Regions from separate parts of the Homo sapiens genome. Here region 2 is linked to region 1. The links are chromatin loops, found by intact Hi-C in ENCODE. Cell type or tissue: Caco-2. All regions are shown on one strand. Each heading gives the region's core, and the rest is flanking DNA. Links, peaks and the distances in the headings are about the cores only.

The links. Peaks named below come from ENCODE experiments on the same cell type or tissue, not always from the same donor. Only the 100,000 strongest peaks of a DNase experiment are listed, where the experiment ranks them.
Region 2: a loop joins it to region 1, with 3 times the contacts of the local background. A loop is called at or near these places in 39 of 110 quality-filtered maps.

The regions. Positions count from the first base shown.
Region 1 is chr11:94,399,686-94,404,238 of GRCh38, forward strand. GPR83 (G protein-coupled receptor 83) reads right to left here and starts at 1,734. Exons shown (of 4, transcript NM_016540.4): 1 at 1,176-1,734. The coding sequence starts at 1,562. In Caco-2, for the core only: no CTCF peak of the experiment used is centred there; a DNase peak (open chromatin) is centred at 1,856; H3K4me3 peaks cover 1,315 bases; H3K27me3 peaks cover 597 bases.
Region 2 is chr11:94,181,395-94,185,947 of GRCh38, forward strand. It overlaps PANX1 (pannexin 1), which reads left to right. Exons shown (of 5, transcript NM_015368.4): 5 at 1-574. Among named protein-coding and RNA genes, the nearest start is that of PANX1, 55 kb to the left of the region's middle. In Caco-2, for the core only: a CTCF peak has its summit at 2,584; a DNase peak (open chromatin) is centred at 2,587.

The DNA.
Region 1 (4,553 bases), core at 208-4,207:
GAGAGATGGCAAGGAGACAGACAGAGAGGGATTAATAGATATTGCTTTAGTAATCACTCAAATGACAAAGTTATTCCATAAAATGAAAAAATATAACACACTAGAGAAACATGCAGTATAACTGTCACTATGGTTGCTCAGTCATCGCCCTTACAGTCCCAAATCATCCATGAGAGCCACACTCCCCGGTCACAGCGGGACACCACCAGCGCTAAGTAGCCAGGGCTTGGGGAAGAATCCCATCAGCTGCCAATGTGCAAATGCCCCCAGCCTGCCCGATTTCTGGGGCCCAAGCCCACCTCCCCTCATTTCTTCCTCAACACAGACCTCAAACACAGCCTCATTATCAACCCACAGAAGGGAAATGCACTTTAAATAAGTGGTCTGGGAAAATGCACTTAATGTTCCATTAACAATTAGCAATTGTTTGATATTTCAGTTGTAGCACAAAGCAGTATCCCATGGGTACGGCTGGGCACTGAACAGGCTGCAATTCAGAGGGAGGGGGACCTGATCATCTCTGCTGACATTTCAGGGGCATTGATTTACTGCTCAATTATCAAGCAAGCCCAGACCCAGTGAGATTAAACAGGAAATGGTCATTCATTTCCAGCTGGCTGCAGACACTCAAACCATTGACCCAATGCCACCGCCGCAGAAGCTCTGGCTGATAAGGCGATGAGACAGAAAAAAGTGGGGAGAAATCAGAGAGTGAGGCAGGGGAGAGAGGAAGAGAGGAGAGGTGGGGAGAGGAGAGGAGAGGAGAGAGAATAGAAAAATAAAATCACAGAGAGACTGACAAGAAGAAAAAGAGATAACAGGTGAGGAGACAGAGACAGATGAATAGGGAGGCTGAAAGACAAAAAAAAAAAAAAAGATGAGGACACTGAGAGATAGAGAAGAGAGACAGAAAGACTTCAGAGAGAGAGACAGAGACTGAAAGAAAGACTAAGAAAAACAGGAGAGATACAAGAACCGAGATGACAGAGGAGGGAGAAAAGAGACTAGGACAGGAAGACAGAGGCAGAGGAGAGGAGAAATGAGGAGGAAGAGAGATGTGGAGAGAGAAGTGGGGACCCACAGGGAGACGCAGAACGGCAGAGGGAGGCCAGAGAACTGAGAGAGGAAAGGGAGACGAAGACAGAAGGTGGGGCGGCAGGCAGCGGGCCCCTTACCAAAGTGAAGGGGGTGTTGAGCAGCGTGATCATTATGTCGGCAACTGCCAGGTTGACGATGAAGAGGCTGGTGGCCGAGTGCATTCGCTGGTTCTTGAAGATGACATGACAGACCAGGACGTTGCCAAAGAGTGAGAAGACAATGATGAAGGAGTAAGCCACAATGAGCAGGGCTTTCACCGTGGGGTTCTGGGACTCAGCGCCGTAGCGCCTCCTGCCCACAAAGTTCTGCCAGTCGGAGAAGGTGTAGTTGTTCCAAGAGAAGAAGTGCGAGGCATTGGGCACGGCCAGGGCCGCCTCCGCGCTCTGCTCGTCGGCCCGGCCCTCGTGGGGCTCGGTGGCTCGCACCAAGGGGAGGAGACAGAGCAGCAAGAGGTGAGGGACCATTTTGCAGGAGCCACCCCTCCCCTGGGAGCCTGCGGGCCGGGCGTCCCCTCCCGCTGGGATCGGAGCGCGCAGCCGGGGTGCGGGGCGCACAGCATACAAGGCCGTCCCGAGGAGCCAGGGAGCCCGGACGCGCGGAGCACCGCGCCGCCCGCCACCAGCCCGCGGTCGGCACGCCAGCTCCGGGTTTGTTGGAGCACTTTTATATCTCTGCTCCCACCAGGCTGCTAGGGAGCGCCTCTGCCTATTGGGCAGCGCGGCGTCTCTCGCGGCGACGGTGACGCGCTCTGGCTCTGACAAGCCTGGCTCCCCCCACCCTACCGGGTGGCGCCGTTGCTGACCCCACGCCCAGCCGTTCCCACTCCCGCCTGAAACTCCTCCGACAGGGCTTCGCTTCGGGGGCTCAGTCCCCAGCGCGTACACACTCGCGTGGTGTCGGCTTAGCCTCTTGTAAAGGAAGCAGGGCAGGCAGGTGGGAGGAAGCCCACAGGGGCACTTGGGATGATGAGGGGGCATGCTGGCAAAGCCGGGTCAGTGACAAGGATATATTCCATTTGTTTCCACCTAAGCCTTAGCCTTGGCACAGTTTCAATATCGAAATGGATCGCTGCGTCCCGGCGGTCCCAGGAAAAAGGCAAACCAAAAAATAGAGACGTTAAGGATTCTCCAAGTCCCCGGAGTATCCAGATACCAGAGGTGCTGGAGGGCTTATTAAAGGATTACAGTTTCTTTGACAGCCCCCAGGAATGCAATCTGGGGAGCTTTGTTTTTCAAGGAAACTCTTCAAAGCAGTTCGGATACCATCAAAGAAGCGAAGGAAAAGAGAAGTTTAGCTGTGTGCTCACCTCTTGGGTAACTTGAATTTTTCTGCCATGGAAGTCCTTGAAGCTATATCTTTAAGGGATATTATGACCCATGCTGTTTTTCCTTCCCCATCTACTTCTTCAGGAAACCTTGCTATCCTGCTCACCCGTTTTCACTTCCACTGTGAAAACTCTCCCAGTCACTGGGTCCTCTGCCACCCACAAGCCTGTAGTAAAGACCATGGGCTCTGTAATTAGGGTTTAATCCCAGCTTTGTCACTTCCTAGCTGTGAAATCTTGGGCAAGCCATTTAACATTTTTGGCCTTGGTTAAAAGGCTTTCTTTTCCTAAATGTGAGGTTTTCAGAGACCCCTGTATACATCTCTCACTGCATTGCCCTCTGGTGCAAGACATGCAATATCTGGTTGACTACTGGTAACCACCCCTGACCCCCAACAGGAAACACCATGTAGATTCTTTACATTGTGTCAACGTGCCCTGGGGAGCAATGTCCTTGGGCTGGGACCCAAACAATGACTCAAACCTAGGTATTACTCTTGTCTCCAGTTTTCCACTTCACATGTACTCTTCAAGCAACTGTGTCTGGAGGAAAGGATGGCTAGCAGATAACCCTCAATTATACTGAAGGACCTGGCAGGTCTCACAGGATTAAATGGCTGAAATAGGGGATTATGTGACAGATCCTAGAAGGGACAAGGTGCTAGGCCGATGAAATAATACATCTTTAGCTCCAGGAAATAAACCAAGAGACTGCCTGTAAACACTGAAAGCTTGGGGGCCGGGCGCGGTGGCTCACGCCTGCAATCCCAGCACTTTGGGAGGTCGAGGCGGGCGGATCCACGAGGTAGGAGACCGAGACCATCCTGGCTAACACGGTGAAACCCCATCTCTACTAAAAATACAAAAAATTAGCTGGGCGTGGTGGCAAGCGCCTGTAGTCCCAGCTACTCAGGAGGCTGAGGCAGGAGAATGGCGTGAACCCGGGAGGCGGAGCTTGCAGTGAGCCGAGATCGCGCCACTGCACTCCAGCCTGGGCGACAGAGCGAGACTCCGTCTCAAAAAGAAAAAAGCTTAGGTAGACTTGCTGCTCCATCAAGATGACCTGGCATCATCTTGAGAGGCAAGGCCGGAATATGATGGTCATTTAGAAAACAGAATCCTAGTCAATTGACTGTGCCCAGTGTCAACAAAGAGTGTATGGATAGAAGAGGAATAGTCAGCGTCAAGCTCAGAGAAAGAAATCAAAGGTAGCCAGTGCCCTTCCAAGCACTCTCTTCCAAGTACCACAGAAGGTGCTTGCTAGCCGGCATATTTGTAATCTGGGCCACCTAACTAATGTCTTCACTTTGATTCCCTGCTCATCATGCCCACCTTGTAAGTGTGAGGGCATTTACACCAGAAGCCTGAAACTTTCTTTCTGAAAGAGGTGAGGTGTTTTAGTTCTTAGCTTTCCCCAAAAGCATCTCCTGTGACAAATACTCTAGTGAGAGGGTTCATTTGGGAGATGAAGGCAAACACCAATAGGGAAGTGGAGAAGTGTGACAAGAAAGGGAAAGCAACCAATAGAGTTTTGTCAAGCCAGCTACCACTGTGGGTGACAAGCTGAAGCCTGCTGGGAAGCCAGTGTAAGGTGTACACATCAGCTATCCAAGCCAAGGGGTGACAGAGCTGTGGTATCTGTACTCCACCTCCTGTTAGTCACTGGTTGAAGGCTTCTCCCAGGGGTCTGCTCCTTCTCCCAGGATGCTCCTGAACTTCTGGCCTGCCATGTGGATAGCCAAAATGGGCTCCAGAGGCAAAACAAGGGCTCAGGCAAATAAATGCTACTGCTGGCAGTTGCAAGTTGCACTGGTGTGCTCTGAAGGGGGAGGCGGTCCTGAGAAAATCCAAGGGTAGGCATGAGGTCTGGAATCACTTCCTCTTCCTCTTCCCCAGGCATTCAGCTCTCCACTCAGCCAGGCCTGGGCCTCCTGAGCCCTGCCAAGCCCTCCTCTTAGCCCAGCACCACTGTCCCAAACTTATCCTGAACTCCTGAAGTCACAGTCTTTGAGACAGAGTCTCGCTCTGTCACCCAGGCTGGAGTGCAGTGGCGTGATGTCGGCTCACTGCAAGCTCCGCCTCCTGGGTTCACGCCATTCTCCTGTCTCAGCCTCCCAAGGAGCTGGGACTA
Region 2 (4,553 bases), core at 374-4,373, 220 kb before region 1:
CCGATGCCTTGGCCCACACTCGAGCTCTCTTTACATTGTTAGTTGTCAACCTTGGCTGATGGAAATCCCGTAACCACTATTTGTTGCACTGTGCCTTGAAGGGCAGCAGGCCCAAGTGCTGCTCTGACTGAAAACTGAGTTAACAAGATGAAATCTAAAGGATATTCACAGTGACTTCAATTCAGGAAGAATGCTTCCAAAAGAGCCCAGTGGGGAAATCTGACATCACAGAAGACATTAATTCAGTCACTTTCAAAGAGTTTGTCTACAGGCGGTTTCTCTGTTATCAAAGGCATTTGAAATAGGATTTTACTTAAACAATAATGGAACACAGGAGTATTTAAAGTGAAGAACACTTTGCCTGAATGTGATCAGGGCACATAAGTGACATTGGCATGCTTCATATGGCGTGCTTGGAGCCAGAAAAACTTAGCGGTTTATTTTGTTTATATTTAAGCACAGCTTTAAAAAATTCATTATCGTTTATTCAGTGTCCGAATTGAGGCCATTTGGGAAGAAAATTCTAGCACTGGTGGAGAATTATAGAATAAAGATTATAAATGGTTGGATAAGACAAATGTAAGCTTATTTCATAAACATTTAAAGCTGATTCAGAACATGTTAAAAACTGTTCCCAATTCCAACTATGTAAATAGATCCTATGTTCACATTTTACACACACACACAAAAATCTTTAACATCTGTGGAACTTCCCAGTTTTAGTCTTAGAAAGTTAGCATGTTGCATAAGTTCAGTAATCCTCAGGAACCTCCAAGTTTACTTTTAGCTCTTACGGACAGTTGTTTACATAATCTAATTACTGTTTTCTGAAGAACGGAAATTATATAAGCTGCTGTCTGCCTTTTGGAATATTCAGAAAAGCAGATTTTATTTGTACTTCTGTGATGTTTTCTGAAATGGAAAGCTGATGATAAATATCAAAGTAGCAATCAGTGCGTTAAATTATTCTGTTACATGATATTTATTACTGTTGAATTATTCTGTGACTTAGAAATGGCAGTAACCTAAATAATGGAATTTGCAAAATTATTATATTGCCGTATCTGAGATGTTCCATCACAAGTTTCTACACTGGTTTCTTTTGAAAATTTAAAAAGATTTACGAGATACATTTTCTAGGATATGATTTTTTTTTTACAAAAAGCTTCATCTTCTGTAGACTATCCTTAATTTCTATTTTGAAACGGTAAAAATTGATATTTTAGGACACCAGGAAGTCTCCAAGCCATTCCCACTCTCTGAACTCCAGTAGGGTCTGTGATGTCCCAGGCACCAGTACCAAGTTGGATGTGCAGATATGCATAGGCAGGTCCCATCCTTGAGGACTTCAGAGTCCAGTAAAAGGCAGCAGAAACATGGGCTGGTGCCTAAGAGGAGAAAGCGTAGCCACAGTAAAGGCTATGCCAGAAAACTCCTAGCAAATGCTCTGTGTTCTTGGGAGAGGGCACATTGTTTTTGTTTTCTCTCCTATAGTTCCTGTAACTGCTGGTTTTGAGAATATAGTAATCATTTTTCCCAGAGGCAGATGACCACCTTAAGGTTCTTTAGCTGCAAATCCTCTAGGTTGAAGTTTGTGTGAAATAGTCACAGTGATTTTGAATAGTAAGGAATCCAGTTGCCTTTTGAACCTTCCCTCACAGGGATGAGAGAACAAGCCTGTGGAGGTTGTGGAGCTACTGGTAAACAACTGTCAGGGCCCCAGAAGGCTGATGTGGAGGCCTGGGGATACATTTCATCTAATAAAAGTATTACTAGGTATCAGTATCAGTAATAAAAGTATTATAATAAAGTATCAGTAATAAAAGTATTATAATAAAAAGTATTATTAGGACAGGTAAACTCATCCATCTACTGTGAGCTGCTGGCTTGGAGAACGACTTTTGAGGAGCCAGTTTCCTGAGGAGAAATGCTTTTATAAAGCACTCATTGCTTTGTAAAAGGAGACAAAACTGATCCTAAATGACCACTCCAGGGTTGCTGATTTTGTTTCTGGCTCATGTCTGCCTAGTAAACCACCAGCAAGCTGCTGAACCAGGCTGGAAACAACATTGTTGCAACTGGGAGGGACATAGAGTACTGTGAAAGCAGCGTTCCAACACATCTTCACTTTTACAAAGGGATAGGCAGAGACTTCCAACATAGAGGTTCTTAAACTTCGAGGGGTTACAATCCCCTTGCAAATATTTTTATAGCTATGGACCCTCTCCTCAGATCTACAGCCAACATTTTCAGTGCACCTTAGGAGGTCATTTTAGTCCACGCCTCTGAAAAAGCTGCACTCCAACGGCTGAAGAGCAAGCCATACGGCCGAGAATGGGGCTCCCTTTGCCTTCATGAAAGCTACTTCCCCCAACACTAAGACTCAGCTGTACGTTTGCTTAGCTCAGTCACATTTACATTCTTCTGGGTGAACTGTACCTTTTGAGTACCTGCCTTCATTTTCTAGAATCAGACCTAACAAGGTCAGTAGAAGCCTGGGCAGCAGCAGGCCTGGAAAGACGAGGCAGCCAGCATGAACTGCTGTTCTCTCCCTGACCACAAGGCGTCGTCTTCCTCCAGGGTCAAGTAATTGTTCTTGTTCCGCCTCACAGGAATGTGGGGAGGAAGGACGTAACACTATAAAATGCTGCGTCCTACCTTAAACTTGTACTGTGAGAAAGCTGGAAACTTCCACCTGTACAGTGGGTCTGGTTTGCATGTTTAGTTTCATTTGTGGGAACTGCTTGTCCAAGAGTGAGCTCAGGTCAGGGCAGTTTGTGCCTATGAGAATTAGCTCAGCTATCAGGCAGGTTTTTAGACACCTTTTTAAAATGTGCTCGTGTTTGGTTTGTTTTGCTTACTGTCAGTCCTGGGTCAATCAAAGGTTTGTAAGGGTGAGAATTTTTATGCACTGCTATATCGCAAGTGCTTAAAACAGAGACTGGCCCAGATGAGGCATTCTTCAAATGTTTGTTGAAATGAATGGACAAACTCTTAGGATAAATCCTAATTTGTTGGCAACTGTTATTTGATTTTAGAAGGCAAACTGATTTTATTTTAGAGAGGGGAAGGGGAGGGGAGGCTCATTAGCCTCTTGGTAGAAAGAGGACTATTTCTGCAAATGAATAGGTTTCCACCTTAAGTAGTGACAGTCCTTAACTTCTTATTATGGAGTGAGTCTTGACCGCTTTCCAAGTTCAATAGAAGTTCAAGATTGCCTCTCAGTGATTAGGGAAATTGAAGCTTTTAAAGCTCCTGGTCTCAGTAATTCCTCAGAATAAACCTCTTTAAAAGGGATATTGATGGAAATGTACAATTACCAGTAATTGAGGTTTTATCTGAGGGGATGGAGATGATGAAATGGTTCCTTCTTGGAAGTTGTTGGCATTTTGGCTTTATTTTTCACAAATAAAGTGAAACCATTTAAAACGATTGACAACGATTATATAGTGCCATGTGGAATACAATAGATATTAATTTGTGGTTGGTTTTTCTGCCTGCTTTAAATGAAATGTATTATGTTTCTGGGTTCCTTTTTTAGCTGTAAAAATACTTCGTCACTAAAGCATGAAATTTAATCAGCAGTTGTTCTTCAAGTTCCTGAAAGCTATAAAAGTTTCTCATGACTTGAGTGGTTTTTTCCCTGCCCACCAGAGGAGAAAGCCCTTGTAGAATTCTGCAGTGTTACAAGTGTTCCCTACAAAAACTGAAACCATCAGCTCCTCTTTAACAAGTTGGCTTTTTAAAAGCACGTAATTACAATTTAATGGTATTCTGTAAAGTGGTGCTTTAGGCATAATTTAAATTCTTTTTAATGACTATATTTCTTCAAAACTTTGAAAGAAAAATGTGTTCTTTTTGCTGCATCCTTTGTAAGAAGACTGCCAACAGAGGAAAAAGGACTTTACAAATTAAGACCATCTTGGTTTCATTTCCACAAAGATGAGAACAAATCATGGTGTTAGGAAAGGATCCTTAGAAGAACACAAGAATTTGAAAGCCCTTGGTGGTTATCACTACTATATTTCATATTTCCACAGAAGTGACTTAGCCAAGCTCTGCATTTTGAGCCTGCTGACTTTCATTTAAAAGGAATGAAAGGCTGAAAATCCAGGCTGCTGTGTCTGTAGATAAAGGTCAAACCATGTTTGAGTTCTTCACTGTTGTGTCCACCTAAATAAAACTGAGTAAGTAATGAAAAATGTCTTAATATTTCTTGCCTTCCCTTTAGGGAGAGTCATTTCATGGAAGATGTAATGGGAGATGCATTCCAAAATGTCTTGAGGCTCATTGCTGTCTGCTGGAAACATAAAATTCCATAGGCTTCATGCTGCTTGCTAAAATCCAGCTGGCAGTGACTAAAGAAAGAGAGTCCTTGATTAAGGGCCCACAGATTCTGGAATTTCTAAAGCACAAATCACTTGCTTTCTGATTGAGGATTGTTTGCCTGGGCTTGGGAAAAAAAGATCAGCAACCATGTGCTACTAAACATGGGTTCTCCTGCTCACCTCTCTCAAGAGGAGGACTCCTTTGTACAATGGTTAGTACAGCTT